Linked DNA regions of Mus musculus: all the other regions are linked to region 1. Evidence: chromatin loops called from intact Hi-C (ENCODE). Cell type or tissue: gastrocnemius. All regions are shown on one strand.

Evidence for each region. A loop is a pair of places that touch in the nucleus more often than their neighbours do. Peaks named below come from ENCODE experiments on the same cell type or tissue, not always from the same donor. Only the 100,000 strongest peaks of a DNase experiment are listed, where the experiment ranks them.
Region 2: a loop joins it to region 1, with 2.6 times the contacts of the local background. A loop is called at or near these places in 3 of 42 quality-filtered maps.
Region 3: a loop joins it to region 1, with 9 times the contacts of the local background. A loop is called at or near these places in 3 of 42 quality-filtered maps.

What each region holds. Positions count from the first base shown.
Region 1 is chr12:112,872,164-112,880,163 of GRCm38, reverse strand. 1700127F24Rik (a long non-coding RNA gene) reads left to right here and starts at 4,338. Exons shown (of 6, transcript XR_873068.2): 1 at 4,338-4,551; 2 at 4,774-4,890; 3 at 5,002-5,102; 4 at 5,464-6,020; 5 at 7,030-7,097; 6 at 7,279-8,000. In gastrocnemius, CTCF peaks have their summits at 774 (motif pointing left), 4,411 (motif pointing left) and 6,438 (motif pointing right); DNase peaks (open chromatin) are centred at 2,939, 3,708, 4,415, 6,447 and 1 more place; H3K4me3 peaks cover 2,167 bases; H3K27ac peaks cover 2,296 bases.
Region 2 is chr12:113,098,894-113,106,893 of GRCm38, reverse strand. All of the region lies in intron 1 of Mta1 (metastasis associated 1), which reads right to left. Among named protein-coding and RNA genes, the nearest start is that of Mta1, 4.6 kb to the right of the region's middle. In gastrocnemius, CTCF peaks have their summits at 2,790 and 4,195 (motif pointing right); DNase peaks (open chromatin) are centred at 2,797, 4,240, 5,992 and 7,180; H3K4me3 peaks cover 1,127 bases; H3K27ac peaks cover 5,365 bases.
Region 3 is chr12:112,984,294-112,992,293 of GRCm38, reverse strand. It overlaps Brf1 (BRF1, RNA polymerase III transcription initiation factor 90 kDa subunit), which reads left to right. Exons shown (of 18, transcript NM_028193.3): 3 at 4,202-4,377. Among named protein-coding and RNA genes, the nearest start is that of Btbd6, 12 kb to the right of the region's middle. In gastrocnemius, CTCF peaks have their summits at 4,202 (motif pointing right) and 6,742; no DNase peak of the experiment used is centred here.

The sequences.
Region 1 (8,000 bases):
GCTGTGGTGTTAAGCCAGCTTCCCCAAAACTCTCTAAGCAACTCTCCTTTGCCCTGAATGCTAGCTAGCACAGGCCTGGCACAGCCAGTGAGGGCCAGAGCCAGGCCACACCTGCCTCTGCCTTCCACATTGATTACAGGTTCCGAATCTGTTTAGATCTATGTGGAAGACTAGGCGTGAGAGGGAGATTAGCCAAGAGTCAGGCAGGAAGACACGTGAGACCTCAGCTCATGGCAGGAAGGACACCACTGCCTGTTGGAGGGTTGCAGCTGCGCATATGTCTGCTATGAGGCACTGAGTGTGAGCACTCCATGCAGGCTTACCAGGGCCATGGAAGGGCCAGGGTTCTAGAAAGAAGCTCTAACTGCAGAGGTCTGAGGCCCCGGGCCTTTTCTTCTCTGTCACCAGCACACTCAGTGTTCATGGAGGAGACAGCAACACCCTGACTCCTCAGGCTCTGAGCTGTTGCTCTTCTGGTGGGTGAATGGCTGCTGGCTGAATGGGTGTGCACAGAATCGACCACCATGACACTCAATGTTCAGGAGGGTGGGCTGCTCGACAGAACAGAGAAGCACAGAGGGACACGTCCATGCTCATCATTCTCCCAGGAAATCCAAGTTTAAAAATCAAAGCGGGGCTGGTGAGATGGCTCAGTGGGTAAGAGCACCCGACTGCTCTTCCGAAGGTCCGAAGTTCAAATCCCAGCAACCACATGGTGGCTCACAACCACCTGTAATGAGATCTGATGCCCTCTTCTGGCGTATCTGAAGACAACTACAGTGTACTTGCATATAATAAATAAATAAATAAATCTTAAAAAAAAATCAAAGCATCAATGCCAAAGTCAGTTAACAAACCAAGAGGGTATCTGTGATGGGTGTGTGTGTGTGTGTGTGTGGGTGTGTGTGTGTATGTGTGTATAGATTCACCCTTCACCAGTAGTAGGTGACCTTCAAGAAGCTCTATAGCTGGAAATGATGTTACTTGACCATAATCTCAGGATTCAGGAGATGAAAGCAGAGTCAAGAGTTCAGAGTCAGTCCTGAATTCATAGTGAGTTTGAAGCCAGTCTGGGCTTCCTTGGAACCAAATAACCCTTATCCTAGAGACTGGCTTCAGTGGCTTGGTGTGACATGGACAGTGAGCCTTGTGGGAGACCACTGTAGGAATCTGGAAATGTCCAACATGCAGGGATAATTCCTTACACAAAGGTCCCTCCTGAAGACCAGAGGGAGGGTCAGGCTACAAGGGGCGCTTGAGTGTTGCTCCTCTGTTCAAATACCTCTCATGGCTCCCAGCTGCCTCCTGATGATGCTAAAGCCCAGTCCCCACCCTGTACCCCATTTCTCCACCTGAGGATTCCATACATTTTTTCCTGGTCCACCCTTGTCGCTCTCTACTCTCTGCCTTTTAACTCAACCCAGAGGCCACACCCCATGTGCACTTCCTGCCTCTCCCTCCTCTGTGCCCTACTATAACCACGATGTCACCCATAATTCCTGTTAAAGGATCTCTCTGAGGGGTACTGATCCATCCAGTGCTAACCCTGAGTCTGCACGCAGATGGGTCACACGATGGTCGGCTTGTGTGAAGGAGGGGACAGCTGGGAGCTCAGTCCACTAGTTTTCCTACAGCTGAGCCCTCAAGCCCAGGGAGGCTATGTTCACCTCAGGTTACAGCAGGGTTGGTACGACTTAAGTCAATGATGAAGGTTCTAGAAGGGTTTGTGGTCACATGAGGGATGAAACACACAATCCTAAAATATGCTTCTTCGATCACCATGCTTTCAGGTGCTCCCAGCACCCACCACTGGCCTCCTTCCCCACAGTCTGTGCCTCATGCAGGAACCTCTGAGTTCCTGGGCTCTACAGCCTGCTTCCAGCTCCTCTTCCATCAGAACTATAGAGAAACTCCACTAAATTCTCTACCCAATAGTAATCTCAGTTGGCCAGTCGGTCGCCTTCTGCAGCCATGAGCTGCAGCAGCCACCTGGCTCTAGACACCTATAATTTGGGAGATCAGTCTCCGAAGCCTTGCCCTAGGCTAGCCTAGCCACTTTCCTGAGGGTCTGTCAGTCCATTGCATCACGTTAAGTGCCAAGCCTGCACTGGCTAGGAACTGGAGCACGACTTAAGGGTTACAGCCATCGGAAGGGCTCCTGGCAGGGTCCAGTCCTTGCTGAAGGGATCCTCTGCCTCTCCAGTCAGCAAAGGCGCAGCACAGACCTGAGACAGCCTATGAACCCCGCCCAACAGCACCCCAGCCTCGCCAGGTATGCACCGGGCCGGGGGCGGACGCTGGAGCGCGGTCGGCTGGGCCCGCCAGAACAAGCTCAAGGACCGCGCGCACAAAGGCGCATTCCGCCGCACCCCTGCTCTCTGCCCCACGCTGTCCGCTTCCCGCCTGCCTCTCTGGGTCTCTCCCCGCCTTCGCTGGGGGTGTGTCGCGATCAGGGTCCTCTCCTCCCCGCCCTACCCCCAACTCGGGCGCCCTACCCGGCGGGCGGCGCGCAGGCGCGGGCTTGTCTGACCCCCGTGCTGGAATCTGCTTGCGGGCCCCGTCCCACCCCCCTACTCCATTCTGTCCCGAGGGAGTCAGCGGCCACGAGGGACCTGGGTGGCTCAGGAGTCCTGCCACATAGTTTTTCCGTTCCCTGGGAAACTTCCTACACCCAGTAGGCCCTTTTAGGACCCCTTCTCCCGGGTTGAGAGTTCCTTCCTTGTGTCCTTCTCACCCCCAACCTAGGAGGCAAAGGACCCCGTGGAGTTCCTATTCTGAGTTTCCGCAGCAGACGCTCTACTTGAACGAACATGGCAAGACTCTCGCACTCGGTGGCCAGGTAGACACTGGCGGTAAGGACTGACCAGGAGTGACAACACCAACCCGAGGCAGGTAGCCCACAGAAGCAGCGAGGCTCACCTCGGCTCAGTCCTCCAAGGCTCTAAGCAATGCCAGATGGCTTCCGTGGCTCGACTAGAAAAGCGTAGTGAGGCCACTTGGAAGGATGGAGTAAGTCCAAAGCCCACTCCAACCACCACAAGTGTGGAAACAGGATATTCATTACTGTCATTCTATCCAGTAAATGGGGAAACTGAGGCAAGTGATCTCTCCAGATGGCTGCGCATCTCAGGAGCTCCCATAACCTCTGGAGACCACCTCTGGTGGACTCCGGAACTAGCCCATCCCCTTGGGTTCTGAGACGCTGCCCTTGTCTTCCTGGGCTTAGAGGGTGCCTCTCCTTCCCTCTAGTCGATCCCATGTCCCAGGATTAGTTGTTGAGAGAGATTGGAGATAGGCAAACTACCACCCAGCTCACAGCGACCACGAGAGAAACCGTACTAGAAGAGTCTCGGATTTCCTTGTCTGGCTGCAGCCCTGACCGGCATCAGGCTGCACATTGGGTAGTAAGGAGTCAATCACTGCTGGTGCTAGAACTCCAAGATAGAGCCAGAACTCTAGGAGCCAGAGTTCGAGAGCCTGGGGAGTCGAGACTAGCCCCGCCTCCATCTTGCGCCTGGGCCGGGCTGGCAGGGTTTGGGCGTGGCCCGCTAGCTGGAGTTGGCCGGGATCAAAGGGCGGAAAGCGGGCCTCCGCCCACACCCACTGAGACAGGAATCTGTGGCCCAGGGGGACAGAATCTTCAGCCACATTCCGGGTGCCCGGGGCCCAGCAAGGCAAGGGTGGGGCGGAGCTGGAGTGCCAAGACTGGCATCACGGAGCGTGGGAAAGACTGCGCTACCAGCACTCAGCTCCAGCTGCCTGGGAGGCAGGCGGTAACTTTTGCCAGATCCAGGCGGTGGCCTTGCCCAATCTGGCTGCCCTGGATGGCATTAGGCAGGAGGGTCAAAGGGGGTCCACACTGCCAATCCAATTCCTGCCTGTTGTACTGGCTCTGGGCTGGTAGGGCCACAGTGGGGAGGGGGCACTGTTAGGTGGGCATTCTACAGTTGCATCAGGCAGCAGGGGTTCTTTATAGGAGTCGATGGAGTTTTGCAAACTCTCCTCCCGCTGAGTAATAGGAACCTGCCTGTAAACAGCAGCCCTGAAGCCCCTGTACTGGCTGAGGATAGACCCCTGGTCCCAGGGTCCAATTATTGCTTCCTCACACCACCATCAACCTCAAGGTCAAGTAACATTCCTGGAGTCATGCAGCAAGCTGGACGCAAGCTAGACACAAGCTGGTTCAGGGTAAACTTGGAAAATTCTGAGGCCCAAGTCTTCCAGCCCTAAGTGTCAGGACCAATGATGTCCCTTTCTCTGGCACGTGTCCTCAGTGGGAGAATGGCATCACAATACTACCTCCCTGAGTCGTCATGATGATGTGAGGTCCCAGCCAACACTCTGCCTCCGGAGCCCTCTCTGGCTCCAAGAACATGGTCTCCCACCTTATCTGTGGAGCTGGGTGCCCCCTGGTGGCCGCAGTGTTGACTTAGGTTTTAGGCTAGCTTTCCCAGCCTATGTCCGCGTGCCAGAGGAGGCCAGCTGGTCTCATCACTGCTCGTCTGGGAGAACGTACTCAGCTTGGACCTTCGGGTGACCATGCTGAAGGAGGTGTGGGTCAGGCTGAGGTGTTTGGTCCTAGACTCCGTTTTCTATGACACAAAACTTGGGAAACCCACAGTGACCTAGCATAGGGGTTCTGGGACTAGACATTTATAGCCATCTATATGGTTTGGGACATGAATACGTGGGTAAGGCTTTGGTGACTAATGCATAAGAGCATGCACCTGTGCCTGTCTGTCTACACTTAGTCTGACACTCTCTTGCTCCCAGAGCCCAGAGCATCATGATAAAGCAACTGAGCAGCTGCTGAGGAGGTTCGGGAGAGGTGGCTCCGTAGGGGCTCCTGTGGTTTGCTCCCAGAAACTGCGACAATGACACATTCATCAGGTATTGTCCCATCGTGACATGGAAATAAAACCTTTTGCATAGATTGGTAGATAGAGGCACAAACCATTTGGTAAAGTGGCTGCAATTCACTGCCCTCTTGGCTTTCTCTAGTGGCTGTTTTGTAGCCCTCACCTGGCATCTTTGGCAGAGATGGATTCCCCTACTCAGTGAGTGAGGGACTCTGAGGAGGTTGGCCTAGAAGAAGGAAAGAGGTTTGTGTGCATCTGGGGTGGGGGTGGGGGGAATCCCATCTCTTCCTGATCTTACCCTCCCTAGCCCAGCAGGCCCAGGGTAGAAGTTGTTGGGACCACAACGAAGCCTCCTGAAACTCCCCTGCAATGTGCTCAGAGGGTCCCTATGAGTCCAGTGGTTTGATAGGCAGAACTGGGTTCCCAGAAGGGAGGGAGTCGGGGCTGGTCCTATGGAGTGGTTAGGGGTAAAGAAGTTAGATTTAGTCTTACTCCACCTGAGTGCTTATGAGGCTCATCTTTCCTAGGGAGGGGACAGACAGAGAGGGGATCAATCGGGAATCTCGCCTCTTCTTGGTCTTGCCCTCTTCTCCCCTTGTCACAGATCTGTGCAAGTCATCAAGTCTCCAGTGTCACGAATAACTGGTTTCTGTGCAAAACTCTATGTTGGGAGGGCTGCATCTGGGTGAGAATGCATTACACCTGGATTTCTGAATCTGCAAATTGAGAACAATAGCAATCCGTACTTCACCCGGTTATTTTGCAAATACAACATAGGCGAAGGCTTGGTGCGCTCCTAGCATTTCTGCCTGGACATCAGGCTGCGGTCCGCCAGACGCGCATGTGCGGGAACCTCAGGAAGTCAGAGCGGGTCACTCAGGTTCGCTCTAGACAGCGAAGGCGGAGACGAAATTCTGCCCTTTACCTGCTGAGGCTCGCTCAGGGGTTGTGGACTCCCCCGCTGACGCCTGGGCAAGCCCCAGCGTGCTCCACTCTCCGTAGGGTATGGGTGGGAGTGGGCTCTTGGCCCTAGGCTGCCGGACGGCCAAGAGCTTACCCAGGAGGCGGAGGAGAAGGGGGGTAACCTAGCTCAAGGACCAGAGGCATGTGGAGCAGGTCGTGGAGCAGATTGTGACATTCCCAGCGAGAAGAGACTGGCCTGTAAGCTCCAGCTCAAAGGGCCGCGTAGGGGCTGGGGGCGTGGGGGTTGATACACTCTGGATCCCAGCCAGAAGGAGCAGCAAGTTTTAGGATCCCGGATGAGCAGGAAAGTCTCCCGAACGGCGGAGGCTGGGGGAGTCTTTTTTTTATCTGCAAGAAAAATCGCTATCCATGTGTGTGTGTGTGGTGGGGGCGCAGGACTGTGGGAACTTTCAGAGGTGATCCCACGGAAGAGTTGATAGCAGAGCACTGACAGTGCTGGGGACAGAAGCAAGCCTTGGAAGCTGGTTGAGCAGGTGTCACACACACCCATTTGTGCTCCCCATCCTGAGGCCGAGCAGACTTGGGAAAGTGGGCTGGAGCCAGGCAAGGAGCCCTCCGCTAATCTATGAGCATGTGCAAGGACTGTCATAGCCACCAGGTGGCAGGCTGCCAGGCCACTGTTGGAAACCTAAACAGATTATGTCTTAGGTCTGTCTGTCTGTCGTTCCGCACTACACCACCTCTTCCGGGTAGCAGCCTCATGGGGTCACAAATGAGGACAGAGAGAGCTTATCAGACTTGGTAAGGTGGTGTGGTGTGGCTGGTTAGGAGAGCAACTAATGAAAGGTCCTGCATATTGTGGTCATCAGGCTGGACTGCGCCAGAAAGACCTTCCTCCTTCAAAGTTCAGAGTTTACTCAGAATGTTTCCACCAAAGGCTTGAACTTGAGCTGAGCTCAGAGTGCCCATGGCAGGGTCTCTTGGATTCACCTTTCAAGTGTGTGATGTTGGGGTCAAGAGAAGCTGAGACCCCTGTGTCACTCTTACACCCACTGGGCCGACGATCTGGTGTTGGTGGGGGTCTCAGTGAAGACTGCGTGTCTAGAGGAAGCTGAGGTGAAGTTACTTTGAATCAGCAGAGCTTCCAGGGAGTGCTGGGTGTGGGCGCGGGCCAACAAACAGGGCTTGGTGGACAAGGAGCTGTCAGTTCAAGAGCTGGCTAAGGGCTGTGTTCATTCACGTACAGGGCTGCCGAATGGCTGAACTTCAACCAGACCTGGAGCACCTTGTGAGATGATACCCGAGAGGAAGAAGGTGGGACGAGACGGTGACCCAGGCTGCCCCTCCATACCTACATGAGGGTGGGCAGGCAGGGTGTGTGACCTCTCATACCCCAGTCACATCCTCTCAGGAGTATGGCATGGCTGTTCTGGTGTCACATGAGGGAGGGACAGTCACATATGGTGTCTTCACAGTTCTTTATCTTCCCCTCTAGGGACGCAGGAGCTACTGGGCTGGAGGGCTCCTTCTTTTCCTTCTCTGGTGTTTTCTTTGTATCTTTGCCCCCCAGGATTTGGTGAAGGTGGATAGAAAGTTGCCCAGAAGGCAGACATGGTCGCTCATGGCTTTAGTCCCGGGACTAGGGAGGTAGAGGTGGGTAGATCTCTGTGAGTTCGAGGCTAATCTGGTTGGTCTATACAGTGATTTCTGGGATAGCCAGGGCTATATAGTGAGATCCTGTCTTTTAAAAAAAAGTTATTCATAGGATGCATTTGAGATAAATGGCAAACATCTCCCCTTTCCCCATAGCTGGGGGGTGGGAGACTGAAGGGGTGCTATGGGGGTGGTGGCAGGCAGCTGGGGGCTGAGTGTCTCCTCAGCTGATCTCCTAGGAACACAGTCACCACTGTCTTCATCTTGTGCCTGTGTGAAATGCTTAAATCCCCCCAATTTGTAGAAACACAGCCCCCCTTTTTTATAAGCCTCATATATTCTCATCATTGATATATATCAATATATACAACATATATATAGGCAGGTGGTGAGTGTTCCCAGGTTGTTCAACCCTTTGTTCCCAGGAGATGGTGGTAGCCTAAGAAGCTGCCAGGTCCGGACCAAAGAAGAGCTGGCCAGTGGTTAGCCCAGAAAGAGGTGACATGAGACCAGAGCTCTAGGATCTGAGCAGGGGTTGTGGGTATCAGCCAATTAAGGGTCTTT
Region 2 (8,000 bases), 230 kb before region 1:
GCCCAACCAGTGGTCCATGGAGACCTGGATGGCTGCTTTGTGACAGCCCCACCCCATGTTTGATGGCAAAGCCTCAGTGGTCTGTTCTGTGCCTGGGAAGACAGGCTCCTCGGTGTGGCTCGGAACCAGCCACACTGGAGCTTCTGTGGCCATGTTCCAATAAAACTTTATTTATGGGTAAAGCAATTTGAATTTCATATAATCTCATGTCACAAAGTATTCTTGTGATTTTTTTCCCCCTCAACCACATAAAAATGTAAACGCCATTCTTAGATCGTGAGTCACACAAACCTAGGCAGTACCGTTTGCCAATGCAGTTTGCCAGTCTCCAAGAGGCCCTGCCATCAGCCAGGGTCATCCAAATCTCACTAACTTGTTTGCTTTGTAGAAATCAACAAGCCAGGGCCAGCAACTAAGAACACTCACAGTCAAACCCTACAACCTGACCTCATTTTCCCAGAAACCAGATGGTCGAAGGGAAAGAACAGGCTCCCCTAAGTTGTCCACATGTGTGCTTTGGCACGCATGCACATCCCACAACACACACACACACACACACACACACACACACCTGTGTTTTACATAAATAAATGTAAAATACTACACAGTAAAAAAAAATCAGCAACAGTCAGGGAAGTCGTCGAACACATCTTTAATCCTAGCACGGGAGGCAGAGGCAGAGGCAGGCAGATCTCTGAGTCTGAGGTTAACCTGATCTACACAGTGAGTTTCAGGATGACAAGGGCTACACAGAGAAACCCTGTCTCGAAAAACCAAAACCAAACCAGAAAGCCAGCCAACCAACCAACCAACCAACCAAGAGCAGGCTTGGTGACACGCTGCTCTATTCCAGTACTCCTAGGCAGAGGCAGGCAGGTCTCTGTGAGGTTGAGGCCTGGTCTACAAGAGAATTCAGGACAGCCAGGGCTACACAGCGAGAAATCAAACAAACAAAGCCCAACAAGGCTTTGACAGGGAAGCCAGGAACCAGGACAGAAGGCACTGTTCTGTAAAGAGCAAAGCTGGAGGGAGGGCTCGCACCAGCAAAATCCCTCCCAACACTACAGTAAGCTCCAGGCCAAGACTTGCACTGACAAAAGCTGCCAGATGATCACCGAACAACTGTACGGTCGGGTCGACCAACCCAATACCAGCATCCCACATCCTCACTGCTGTCAAGGTGACCCAGTGGGGAGAACTGGACACAAGCATTAAAGTACAAAGGCCCTTAACCCTCACAAAGAAACTAACAAGATGGACACCAAAGTCAAACGCAAACTTTTAAGGATTATGTAATAAAAAAGGATAAAGACTTTGTGATCTTGGGTTCTAAGAGACACGCACAAAGCACACAACCTCTGTCCTCTGAGGTCTGAAATGCAGAATATAAACCAACTCAAGGGGCTGGGGTATGGTGGAACAGCCCTTATCCAGTATAAGCAGACCCTTGGTTAGTCTTCCACATCACAAAATAATAAGATATATAAATAATCACCTCACAGTCCATGACAGTAAGAACACAATCCAATTTAAACACCAGGGAAAGGCCAGGCAATGGATGTTTACGCCTTTAATCCCAGTGCTAAGAGGCAGAGGCAGGTGAGTCAATCTCTGAATCCAAAGCCAGCCTGGTCAAACAGGGAGTTCCAGGACAATCAGGGACACTTAGAGTCTCTGTCTAAACACACACACACACACACACACACACACACACACACACACACACACACACAAACAAAAATCAAACAGCAGACCATGGTAGCCACTTAATCCCACACAGCAGAGGCATGAAGATTACCAGTACAGTGCACTAAATAGCAAGACCCAGTCTCAAAGAACCAAACAAACAGAACACACAGCAGGGAAAGGACAGCATACAGATGGCAATAAGAACTCATGAGAAGCGGACACCATTCACCAGGGAGCTCCAATTAAAACAGTAAGGGCACCCTGCACACCCGCCACACCACTGCAAGGCACACGAGTGTGGGTTCTGGTGCCTCTGGGCGGGGGTGGGGGGGGGGTGCGGGAAACAAGGGCTGTTAGCCAGACCAGGTGCCCTTGAACTCCTGAGCTCACTGTACAATCATACATTTTTACTCAGGAGAAGTAAGAACCCATGTCTGTTGTTTTTCACCTTGAAGTCCACATGAAGTTCATGGACTGGGGATTCACAGTGACACGCCCAGAGAGGAGCACTCCTCAGAAGAGAAAGCCAATCCAGAGTGGTAAAGCAGCCATCTTAAAGGATGGTCCCATCTATGAGACAGACACTCTGGGGTACAGAGTTCAGGAGTAGTTAAGAGAAGGGAGACTTCCCAGCAAAGAAGACTCAGAAATGTGTAGATTATGGGAATGTCCTAAATATCTGTAGTGACATTTGCCAAAAAGCACAGACCTAACTGGGTACGGTGCACACCTGCAGTCCTAGCACTTAGAAGGCTGAGGCAAGAGGATCAAATAAACTCAGGAGTTCAGGGGCAGCTGGCCTGGCTGGTGGGTGGGCGCCAGAGCCCACACCCCCTACTGTTACCATAGATACTGACCAAACATGGACTCTGTACTCCCAGTCAAAAGCCAAGGTCCCTATGGGTCCTTAGACCCCTCCCCCTCCCTTCTGACACAGAGGGTAGCAACATCTGCAACAGCATCAACCCTGCAGGGTCCATTCCCAGTTTACGGACAGACTGCTCAGAGGTGGATCCTGCGGGAGCCACATGCATGCTAAGGCCTCGGGTCTCCCATGCACTCCTCTTGCCTGACGACCTAGGCACTCCTGTAAGCTGAAGCCTCCACCTCTAGGGGCACTAGACTTCATCCTGGCCATCGTCCTGTCACCCAGCCAGCACCTGAGTCTTCTAGCTCAGCCTGGCCTCCACTCTACTTCAGAAGGCCTCTGGTAACATAGTCATGACCTTGGAGGGCAGCCAGTACAGGGAACGACCATCTCACTGGCCCCGCAAAATCTAAAATGGGGAAGAGGCCAAGACCCTACCTGCAAGAACAAATGACCAATAACCCCCAGCAGTGGCACCCAGTGTGCACAAGAAGCCAAACGGCCCAGGAAGGCCACACGGAGCCCCGGGGATGAACCAACAGATTGTTTTGGATTCTGCTGACCAATGAAAAATGGCCTTGTGGTTCATTTCCTAAGTGGGTGTGGGGTACACTGAGAACTCCCCTACCATACGAGTAACCCACACCTTGCCTCTGACCCTGGTTCTTCAGGATATCACACGCTACCCCTGCACACAGCAGACTTGCCTGTGAACCTCCTGAACTGCAGCAGCACCCTGCAGTTGTGGACCCTAAATATGAACCTTAGAGTCTCCCTAGATCTCAGGAGCAGACCCTGACTCCCAAGTCCTGAAGGCCCCTGGGGGGGGGGGGGTGAAGTGGAATAGCCGGGGGTGGAGCACACACAAAGACTTTAGGCCACCAGGGCCCTGTGGGCACAGCAGGGGCTGAGGGCAGGACACTGGGTAACAGGTTCCCTAAGTGGCTGTAAGTAGATCAGATCTGCTCAGGACCACATCTGACATTATCTTATATGCTAATGTCCAGAGCCAGAGCCTTTCCCAGGTCCCCTCCCATAAAAGCAATCCCAGCAGCCCTCCTCCACACGCCCGCTGATATGAGGTCCACAAAGACTTTGCCTAGTGCCGTTAAGGGAGCCCCACTGCATCACTCTCTGTGGGCACCCTGGGGAACTCTATAAAGGCCCAGAAGCAAGGAAAGATGCTTTCTGCGTGTGACCTTAAATGTCCTGAGAACACAGGTTTGAAGCAGAGTGCATGCTGGGACAGGACAAGGATGAGGAGCAACTGGCCGGCCCCAGTCAGGCAGGACCAAGCTTGATGTCTGGCCAGGAGTACCCAGGTGTTCAGTAGTGCCAACCAGGGACAGAGGGGCCTATGCCTGTCCCAGGAACTCACCCTGGCATCCCTTATGCCACGTCCGAGTGAAATCCTGCTTCATGGGGCACCAGGACCCTGCTCAGGGACAGTCAGTCGTGGAGGTCCCTGCAGGTCGGCGCCAGTACAGAGGGAAGCTTCGTGTTCTGGGATTTAACCACGAGAGCTGCTTCTCTGGACCATTTACTTCTGTTTTAGTTGTTGCTAATACGGGAGTTTAATGCTAAAATGTTCCTTCTCAAAATAATTCAGAAAGCCAATAGCAGACACACAACCCACCTCTGGCCCCACAAGGGGGCAGGCTAGCCACGCTTAGTAGGCTAAACAGGATGGGGAGGCCTCTGCCCGGCAGCCTTCAGCACAGATGATGGCTCAATGGCTTCAGAGGCTGAGAGGTCCCATGCTGCTCCACAGACAGGCTGCAGCCTTGGGCCTGGCCTACTTCTACAACTGCTAAAGATGCAGGCTTAAGGTCAAAACTTGTGGGCTTTTCCTTACAAGTGCTGTGGCAAAGAACTGGGCAGAGCCCAGAAGCCTCCACCGGGCTCCTCAAATTGGCACATTGCTCACAGTATAGGTATTCCCTCACAACTCTAGAATTTTCAATCATGGGAATATTTTAGTCCAAAAGTTTCAATTGGCCAGGCCATGGTGGCACATGCCTTTAATACCAGCACTCCAACCACCCTTCCTGTTTAGCATGGCTCCTAATGACTTGGCCCCTGCTTCCTGACTCTAGGCAAGTATATCCCTGAGTTCTGGGCCAGCCTGGTCTACAGAGTGAGTGCCGGGACAGTCAGAGCTACACAGAGAAATCCTGTCTCAAAACACCAAAATAAGGACAGGAGAGACGGCTCAGCGGTTAAGAGCACTGACTGCCCTTCCAGAGGTCCTGAGTTCAAATCCCAGCAACCACGTGGTGGCTCTCACAACCATCTGTAATGGGATCTGATGCCCTCTTCTGGTGTGTCTGAAGACAGCTAGCTACACTGTACTCATACATAAGATATATAATTCTAGAAAAAAATTAAAAAAAACCCTACTGAAGCAGAAAACAAAAGTGTCTATTACCAGGATTAAATACAAATGATGATATAAATGAAAACCCAAGGTAGGAAACCAAGAGGCTGGCTCTGGGCATAGGAAACACCACACAAGTCAGGGCAGGGGCAGCTGTGATGTGTCTGTGGCCTGCAGGCTGTTGCTTCCTGTAACGTTCCACAAGCACAAAGCCACTCAAAAGAATACGGGTTAAACTTCTCGCGGTGAGAGGAAAAAAATACTGCAAAGGGAATGGCCATAGCCCTTCAATTAAAGACAAAAAGCTCCCACGTAGCCAGGTGGAGGTGGTGCACGCCTTTAATCCCAGCACTTGGGAGGCAGAGGCAGGTGGATTTCTGAGTTTGAGGCCAGCCTGGTCTACAAAGTGAGTTCCAAAAAAACCAAAAGAAAAAAAAAAAAAAAAAAGCTCCCACGTAGAAGCAGCTGTGACGTGGGGAGACTCAAAGCAATCTCTGTTCCTCTGTTCAAAAATGCCACCTAATTTTACAACAGACACACAGGTAAGAAACACAGGTGCCTGCCCTAGGATGTCCTCAGCCTTAATCCAAGCTCTCAGTAGGGACAGCCTCTCAAACCCTCACCCAACACCCACCCCTGCTCTCAGGCGCTGGCAGGAGCCTGGCAAGCCCACCTCTTAAGATGCAGTCTATCTTTCCACCCTGGCTGACCTCTTGGCCCAAGTGTTCTGGGGCTCCTGCAACCTCCTCCCCCATACTTTCACCGGCCTAACCCACCCTAACACGTCTTCCAGACAAGCTTGCCAGGGAGTACAGGACGCCCAAACATTGTGCTGCAAATCCCAATCTTTCCTGTCCACATGCCTTCACAGTTGGGACACTGGGGCAAGGCAGTTTTCCTGAAACTTAAACCTGACACGTGTGCCAAGAAGGGGGTGGGGTGGGGGCAGAGATACCCCAACCTAGGTCTCCACCAGCCACTATTCAGAACACATTTCCCAGGGGGCCAGAGCCCAGACAACAGACTGAACCAAGGCCTGCTCAGGGAGCCACAGTGTGTCCTCTCTCATCTGGGGGCCTGAGAATCTGGCAAGCAGTGACTGGGGCAGGAAGCCAACAGCCACCACCCAGAGCACCATTGCAAGGCCGTGCTGGGGCTCCCAGGATGGCACTAGAGTTCCCTATCCAAAAAGTCCTTTAGGGGCTGACCCTTCACCTGCCATGGATACCCTCTGGGGACCACTACCCTGCAAAGCACTACAGGCAATACAGATGGTACCCCAGACCACGCTTGGCAGCCAACATATACATAGGAACACAGACCTATCCCTACTCCTTAGTCATACATACTTGCTTGACACACAGGCTCAGGGTCCAGCCACCTATCCTCATGGGGCCTCAGACACTCCAGGATACCAGCTATGTCCTGGAGGAGCAGATATAGGACACAGGATGAAAACAGGGATGGATCTCTAGCCACGCCGTGGGGAAACAGGTACAGATGAGCCAGTCTAGGACCTCACCAGATTGCTAGGGCCTTGGCTATAGCCCCTCCGCCAGGCAGGCAGCTGTGGGACTCTTGGAAACGGGCTGAGACCTCAGTGCCCTGCAGACCACCTTCCACGCTCTCACCACCTCCCACTGCCTGAGTCAGATGCAGGAGCCCAGACCTTCACTCTTTTGCTATTTATTCATGCTATTTATTCATTTCTTCAGCATATGACATGCCATCATGGGCCAGAAACCATGAGAACCAGGAGGGGTGGGGGGTGGAGGTGGCCCAGGGGTCAGGGTCATACAGGAGTGGTGATGGGTGTTTCAGGGTGGTCTTCCACTCCAGCACACTCTCAGCAGAGCCCAGTTTTGCTAGTGGGGGAAGAGATTCATCCACATTTAGTCTGTGACCAGGAGGAGGGGCTCCAAGTCCAGATAGAGAGCAGGGTCAGGGACCAGGATAATGGGAGCCTTTCACGGGCAAAGGAGAACCTCTGAAATGAGGGAACTAGAGGTAGAACCCGAGGAAGCAGCAGCCATATCAGCAGGAACCATGGTGAACAGGAAGGGGGATCCTTGCAAAAATGGTTCACTGGGCAGAATAAGGGGCAACACCTGGAAGGGGGCCCCCTGGGGAGCCAGGAGCTAGCCTCTGCCCTGGAAAGCAGGCCAGTAAGCCTATAGCATCCAGTGACCTGGCCCACTCCCTCTGGGGCTGGCAAGGCTGAATCCTCACAGACCAGCCCCTCCTCATATGACCCCAGGCTGTATGACCTGTGGCAGGTCCTGGCAGAGAGCAAAGGTGTGAGATCAGGGATTCCCTGAGAGGCCCCTGCTGTGGGAGGCCTGCTGTGGGAGGATGAGCCATCCGTGTGGAGATAGCTGCACCCCTGTGCCCCAAGCCACAGAACTGAGCTGGCTGGGTCCCGCTGGTGTGAGATGGAAGGAAATGACCTAGGCACTCAGGGGTCGGGGTCTTCCGTAGGAGTGGTTGATGGGTGTTTCGGGGTGGTCTTGCACTCAAGCACACTCTCACAGCAAAGCCCAAGTTTGCTAGTGGGGGACAGCAGCAGACTCATCCACATTTAGGCTGTGACCAGGAGGGTCTCCAAGTCCAGAGAGAGAGCAGAAGAAGGCTATGGGATAACTATAAGGGTCAGCATGGCCTGGATGTGTGCAAGGCCATTCCGGAGTATCCTGGTCACACACACACATACACAAACTGGGCAAAGGGCTTCTTCCCAGGGCCCAACAACTGGGGGACCAGCCCGGGCAGACAGGCTCTCATGGCCCCAGGTCAGTAGGGACCTCTGGCCTTCCAAAGGCCAGGAAAGTGCCTCCTTGCTAGGCAGGGGTGAGCAGTAAGGCAGAGAAAAGTTTGGGGTGATTCAGACCTGCACTTGGGATGTAGGCCCCCTGCTGTAGCCAACCCTCCCCCCCAGGAATCCCTGCTAAGGAAAGCCCTCGGCTGGGACGGGCTCGTGGCCCCTGCAACAGGACTCACGGTGCCTGCACACCTAGCGGGCCCTGCACGGCCCCCTGAGGAGACCGCTTGCCCCCCAGACCCCGAAAC
Region 3 (8,000 bases), 110 kb before region 1:
ACTGAGCTGTCTTCACACCCTCTGTGATTTTTTTTACACCGGATATGTGTTATAGAAAAAATTTTCCTGTTCCATGAGCTGTCTTTTAACTGCTTTTCTTTTTCTCATTACTTGGTGTTATAAAATAGAAAAAGATTTATTCTAAAATGTATATGGGTCCAGGATAGCCAGGGCTACACAGAGAAACCCTGTCTTGAAAAACCAAAAAAAAAAAAAGTATATGGGTGTTTTATGTATGTGTACCACACGTGTGCCTAGTGCTCAGGAACATTAATTAGAAGAGGATTAGAACTGGAGATACAGATGGTTGTGAGCTGGTTGTAAGACTGGGAACTGGACTTAGGTCCTCTGCAAGAGCAGTAAGCAGCTGAGCCAGGCTCCGGCTCCGTGGTGGTTTTGGAGGCACACTTTCTTCATTCAGACAGTGCCTGCTTCCCTGGTGCCTCACTGGTCACTCACTTGATGCTCAGGGGACAGCTTGGTGGGTAGAGTAAGGCTGAGTTAAGGTCTCCAGTTGAGCCTGTAAAAGGCTAAGCATGGGGATGTGAGCCTGTTGTAACGCTGGCTCTGGGGAGGCAGAGATAGGTAGATTCTAGGGCCTCAGTGCATAGCCACTCTGACAAAAACGGGAAGCTCCAGGTTTAGTGAGAGACTCTCTCAGAAAGATAAAGTGCAGATCACTAGAGGACCCACCAGTGTCTAACTCTGCCCTCCACAAGTGTGATCATGGGTGTGCATGCATGCACCTATCACCCCCACCCCACACCCTGCTCTCCAAACTGATGCTTATATCTTCTGTTCTCTGGGGTTGACCATCTGAGTTTCCTGTTATGTTTTTGGGGTTGGTCCTTGTGAGTTAGAACAAGTGATAAGAGACTGGGTCCAGCTTCCATCTTATGTGCATTTTCAGTGTTTGAGTGAAAAGATTATATTTTCCCAGTTGGCACCCTCCCTTGCTGAGAATCATTTCCAGACCCTCTGTTCTGTTCTGCTGGACTATATATGTCATGCTTTTGTTTGGCTCCTAGCCTTGTGGTAAGTTTGAAATTGGGAAGTGTTTATGTTTCTTAGAATTCTTTCTTTTTTTTTTTTAAAAAAAAGATTTAGTTATTAATATATATAAGTGCACTGTAGCTGTCTTCAGACACGCCAGAAGAGGTCGTCAGATCTCATTACAGATGATTGTGAGTCACCATGTGGTTGCTGGGAATTGAATTCATGACCTCTGGAAGAGCAGTCAGTGCTCTTAACCGCTGAGCCATCTCTCCAGCCACCTTAGAGTTCTTTCTCAGTGCTGTGCTGATTATTCTAAGTTTCTTGATCTGTGTTGCTTGCTTCCTCCCTCTCCTCTCCCTCCCTTCCTCCCTCCCCCCTTCTTCCTACCTCCTTCCTCTCTCCCTTCTGCTTTTTGAGACAGTCTTGCTGTGATAGCCCAGGCTAGCCTGAAGCTCATGATCCTGTTTGACTCTCGCAGTGCTGGGCTTACAAGGCCTACATCACCATGTCCCATAGTTTCACTAGGAAGTTAGTCTGTCTGTATCCGATTTCTGCCAGGAAATCAGCTGGGATTTTGAGGGCTTGTCTTCATCTGTAGAGCGTTGTGAGAGTATGGTTACTTGAATGGGACTGGGTCTTCTGGGGTTATTTTCTCATTGATTTGATTCTTTAGAGTTTCATTTTGGAGTTATTTTGTTAACTTTACTAAAGGAAACCTGCCCATATTCTAGTTGGGATTACATTGGATCTATAGATCAAATTATAGGAACTTGATATGGTGAGCTAAAATTGTGAACTTGTCTTGAGTTTCTTTTCTTTTCTTTTTTCTTTTTTTTTTTTTTTTCAGTTTTTCGAGACAGGGTTTCTCTGTGTATCTTGGCTGTTCTGGAACTCACTTTGTAGACCAGGCTGGCCTTGAACTCAGAAATCAGCCTGCCTCTGCCTCCCAAGTGCTAGGTAGGATTAAAGGTGTGAGCCACCACTGCCGGCTTGATTTGAGTTTTTTTTTTTTTTTTTTTTTTTTTAAGATTTATTTATTTATTATATGAAAGTACACTGTAGCTGTCTTCAGACACTCCAGAAGAGGGCATCAGATCTCGTTACGGATGGTTATGAGCCACCATGTAGTTGCTGGGATTTGAACTCCGGACCTTTGGAAGAGCAGTCGGGTGCTCTTACCCACTGAGCCATCTCACCAACCCCCTTGTCTTGAGTTTCTTATTGTAGCTACCACACATGCTGTGAGCAGATGTCACTGGTCCTTGCTTTCCACTGTTGTTCTCACTTATTCTCAAAGCTATGCTGCATTTTTGGTTGTTTGTTGCTAGGCTCCTCAGAGTTGCTGAGACCGGGTAGGCTTGCTCATTGCTGACCTCCGTGTGGAAGGATCAGTGTTTTGCTCTTAGGAGTGATGTCATTAAGTGTGTCGTATGCTGCTTAGTATCTATTACAGTGAGCGTATGGATTCTGTTTGTGGGATGCTGGCAAGCCCTAGCCTGGAGGTGTGGGGCTTTAGAATTGGTCTAGCCTTGAGCAGGGGCCCTAGAGAAGGGCTATCTTACCTTAACTGTGGAATCTTGCAAACACTACACAGCTCCTGAGTCTCAGGCTCCAGTTCAGTGTAGTCTGCTGTCTGCTGATTATTGGTGGGTTTTTTGTTTTTTGTTTTTTGTTTTTTTTTTTGTTTTGTTTTTTATTTTGCCTCTGGTGTGTTGCTACTGTGTGCTGGTAAGAAAAAGGAGCTGATTTTTGTGCATTTGGTCAGGCATATTAGCCATGCCCTGAAATGTGTTATTGTTACTGTTGGCTATGAGTAGTGTGCTAGCCTTCAGTTCTTATCAACAAATCAGAGAAACCAGTATTTAACATTTTATGGGTGAGATGGAGGTTGCCTACACTGTCAGAAGAGTGCATTGAGGCCCTGAAGATGCTAGTAGGACGAGACACGTCTGGTGACAGGTCTTACCATCTACATGTCCTCTGCATATCTTAGGGTATATCTTGTGTCTGGTGGAGCTCTCTTAATCCCTGGCACCCACCCATTGGTCTGCACTTACAGTTGGTATCAGCAGCTCTCTCTTAGACCTACACTGCTGGACTTTGGTGTGGCTGCTCTGTATTTGCACTTGTAGACAGAGACCTTGAGTGTCCTGTCTGCAGCATGGTGACTGTCCAGACCTCCTGGCAGCAGGTGCTTCTGCAGTCGTGCCTGCCTTTCCCATCGCTCTTCTTCTGCAGGTGTGCAGGGAGCAGCTCATTAGGCTGTCCAGTTGTCCAGCCAAGAGGCTGGCTCTTGGAGGGAAGCCTGGCTAGGGGTTGTCCAGGACTGAACTAGGTAGAGAGACCTTTTTGGAAAGTATGAGTCTTGTGCTGTGGGAGACCCCTTCCTGCCAGACACTCCAGGCCTCAGAATCTCCAGAAGAGATAACAGCCACTGTGTATTGTTCTAAGCCAAGATATAGTGTATCAGGAATAGGGTTTTATGGCATATGAGAAATCAGGAAACTAATATTTTGACATTCATAATGAAAATTAATTAGAATATAAAGGCTAAATTAAAAACTTTAGGGCAAAGATAATCTATCAGTGTCTGTCTGTCTGTCTTACTTTGGATTACTGAGTCCTAAACCTATCACTGTGTGTTCTAAGCCAGTCCCAAGTCCTCTACCACTGAGCCCCATTTCCAAACGTGATTTTACGAAAAAAATTCTGACTTTATGTGTACAGATATTCTGCTTCTGTGTATGTCTGTGTAGCATGTGGGTGCTGGAAATCGAATCCAAGTTGAATAGAAGAAGAATAGCCAGTGCTCTTAAACTCTGAGCCATCTCTCCAGTCCCTAGTTTGACTTTTAAATTTCATCAAATTTTCCAGGCTGGCTTTAAACTCATTCTGTAGCTCAGGGTTTTTTCGTTTGAAACGGGGTCTCTAAGTAACGCTGGTCATCCTAGAACTCATTTGCAGACCAAGCTGCCTTGAACTCACAGAGATCAGCTTGCCTCTGTTAGGATTAAAGGTATGCATCATTATGCCTGGCCCAGGCTAGGCTTGACATAGTGGTCCTCCTGCCTCAGTCTCCAAAGGAAGTGAAATTATATGCCTGCACTAACAGGCTTAGCTCAAATCTTAAATTTGTAAGATAACCTGTGATACTTAATTTTAAATTAAAAGTTGTGACCAAAGGTCATTCTGTATTTTGCCACAGGGCGGCGCCACATCCACCACCTGGGGAGCCAGCTGCAGCTAAACCAGCACTGCCTGGACACAGCATTCAATTTCTTCAAGATGGCTGTAAGCAAGCATCTTACCCGAGGACGGAAAATGGCCCATGTGATTGCTGCCTGCCTCTACTTGGTTTGCCGAACTGAAGGCACACCTCATATCCTTTGTTGGGTGATTACTCAAATGTTGACGGAGGAGTTGTAGGAATTGGTATTGCTATGCTAACAGGTCCCTTACTGGATGTCCCATCCCTGCTGATGCAGCGTTCCTTCTCCAAGCTTCTGTTTTAGTTGGGGTTTCTACTGAAGAGAAGAGATACCATGACCATGGCAGCTCTTATAAAGGGCAACATTTAACTGGGGCTGGGTTATGGTTCAGAGGTTTGATCCATTATCCTCATGAGAGGGAGCATGGCAGCATCCAGGCAGGCACGGTGCTGGAGAGGGAGCTGAGAGCTCTACCTCTGGACCAGTAGTCACCAGGAAGAAAGAGTGACACTGGGTCTGCTTTGAGCTTTTGAAACTTCCCCTGATGACAAACTTCCTCCAACAAGGCCATACCTCTAATAATACCACTCCCTGTGAGTCTATAGGGCCATTTTTAGTAGGTAGTCAGGCTAGACTTCTAAGTCCCAGCCACTTTTGGCAGAAGAGGAAGAGCTCATGGCTTCTGGCGTTGTTTCTTCCCTTTGCAGTTTTGTTTCTTGAGATTTCAGGTCTGGTTCTCCTGTGCACTTCCCAGGACCAGCACTAAGCTCTGCAGGCATGCACATACATCAGGGATTCCATCCTTCATCCTTCAGTATCTCCTAGCTCCCTCTGGTCCACAGCCATCTGTTCCTGTCATATGCACACTGCTTATAGCTGTTCTCTCCTCACCCCAGGGGCCTTGGTGCGCTTCTGTCTAACTGTCAACATGAGGTGTCTTCTCTCCACTCCAGTAGGTCCCTCCCTCTGACCACTTCCCACCTTGAACCTGTGTTAGGTCACTTGGTTTCTACCTGTTTCCTCTGCCTGTCCTACCTGTGTGTTAGGTAATCTTTGCTTCCTTCTTATCTATCTACTCACATTTTGGCCTGAGATAGTTTCTAGATTATATTCAACATAGTCCTTTTATTTTTGATTGGGGGTATGTGGCACACACATGGTACATGTATAGCTACATGTCAGGTTAAGAGGACCACTTATGTTGGCCAGTGGTGGTGCATGCCTTTAATCCCAGCACTTGGGAGGCAGAGGCAGGCAGATTTCTGAGTTTGAGGCCAGCCTGGGTTACAGAGTGAGTTCTAGGATAGCCAGGGCTTCACAGAGAAACCCTGTCTCAAAAAAACCAAACCAAACCAAACCAAACCAAAGGACCACTTCTGAGAGTCAGTTCTCCTCTTGTACTGTGTAAGTCCCAGAGATCAAATTCAGGTTGTCAGGTTTGTGGCAAGCACCTTTAGCCACTGAGTTATCTCCCTGGCCTCTCTGCACTTCATTTTTGAGTCAGGGTATTTCACTGAAGTTTGTCATTTTGTCTAGATGAGCTGTCCAGCAAGCCCCCAGGATGTGCTATCTCCACTCATGCCCTCTAGTGCTGGGGTTACAGATGTTCACTTCCACACCCAGCTTTTATGTAAGTACTGGGGTTCTGAACTTGGGTCTTTATGCTTGTGTAGAGCTCACTTTACATACTGAGCTCTCTCTCCGGGCCCAGCGTTCTTTAACTTCCTTCTCCTGCTGTCATCTCCTCCCTCACTCCTAGGACGTGGTTCCTGCTGTCATCTCCTCACTTCCTAGGAAGTGGTTCCTGCTGTCATCTCCTCCCTTACTTCCTAGGAAGTGGTTCCTGCTGTCATCTCCTCCCTTACTTCCTAGGAAGTGGTTCCTGCTGTCATCTCCTCCCTTACTTCCTAGGAAGTGGTTCCTGCTGTCATCTCCTCACTTCCTAGGAAGTGGTTCCTGATGTCATCTCCTCACTTCCTAGGAAGTGGTTCCTGCTGTCATCTCCTCACTTCCTAGGAAGTGGTTCCTGCTGTCATCTCCTCCCTTACGTCCTAGCACGTAGTGTGGGTGGTGCTTGAGCTCTGATGTTGCCCCTCAGTTGGCCTGTTGTGGTCCTGATGTTGTTTTCCTGTGTGGCGATGCAGTTATGACAGGCATCTGTTTTGGTAGGCATTACCTCCTCCTGTCTCATCCATGCTACCTGTGGGATGCCTGGCATTCCCCCATCCCAGCCCTTACCTGAGTACCTTAGGTGGTACTTGGGAGAGTCCTGTGCTAGAAGGTCATGGTGCTGAGGTCCCTTTGGGATTCCCTTGTCATTCTATTAACCCACTAGCAAAAGTGGAATCCTGGGTGTGGGACCAATCACAAGATGTCCTCATGGAGAAGGAACAGCGCTTATTATATACTCAAACTCATTTTTGCCATCTTACTCATCTCCTCAAAATTGTGTCTACTGTGACCCAGAAAGCAGGTTATGCTGGGGCCTTTCATTCAGGAACCTTGCCTGCCCTCTTCAGCTTGCCAGCCTGCACCTCTAATCCCTGACCCCTAGGGGGACTGAGACTTTCTGAGTCTCTGTCCTGGAACTCACTTTGTAGACCAGGCTGGTGTCGAACTCAGAAATCCACCTGCCTCTGCCTCCCGAGTGCTGGGATTAAAGGCGTGCGCCACCACCACCCGGCTAAAAGATTTCTTTTTTGAGGATTTAATTTAAGTTGGTGGCAGAAGTAGGTAGATATGTGAGTTTGAGTTTAGCCTTGTCTTCATAGTGAGTTCCAGGACAGCCAGGGTTATATAGGGAGATACTTCTCAAAAAAAGTATTTATGTGTATGTGTGTTATCTGCGTGTGCAAGTCCAGTAGAGGCCAGAAGAGGGTATCAAATTCCCTGGAATAGAAGTTACAGAGTTACAGACAGTTGTTAGCTACCATGTAGATGCTAGGAATAGAACTCAGACCCTCTGCAATAACAGCAGGTGCGTTTAACTGCTAAGCTTTCTTTCCAGCCCTCCCTCCCATAAGGGTTTATTTTAAAAGATCACTAAAGGGCTGGAGAGATGGCTCAGTGGTTAAGAGCACTGACTGAGTTCAATTTCTATCAACCATATGGTGGCTCACACTCAGAGGGAATGGGATCTGATGCCCTCTTCTAGTGTGTTTGAAGAAAGCAACAGAGCACTCACATACATTAAAAAAAAAAAAATTATGGAGCCAGGCATGGTGGCACACGCCTTTAATCCCAGCACTTGGGAGGCAGAGGCAGGCGGATTTCTGAGTTCAAGGCCAGCCAGGGCTACACAGAGAAACCCTGTCTCAAAAAAAAAAAAAAAAAAAAAAAACCCAACAACAACAAAAAAAAAAACCAAAAATCACTAATGCTTAATGAATATATTTTTGGCTGAGCATTTAACTGTATAGTAAAAGAAAGGTTACTGTGGCTTTTATTTTAACTGCCCTCAGATGCTGTTTTCAGAATGGTTTTCAAAGTTAAAGCGAGTTTTATCTATCCACGTATAAGTACCTCCTATTCTCCCGAGATTAGTAATGACAATTTTAATTGTTGTTTACTGCTTTTGTGTGCTTGTGAGCATGACCATGCACGTGTGTGCCAGAGTTTGTGTGTGCAAATCCTCTTTGTGTAGTTCCTTCTCTTTGGTGTAATTCCTCATCGCATCCTAGTTGTGTATGAGTGTCAAACCCAGCAGTTTGCTCTCTTCGGTTTGGTTCTGTCCCCACACCCTCCTTAACTTTCACACCTGATTTGTTGTTGTTGTTGTTGTTTTGTGGGTTTTTT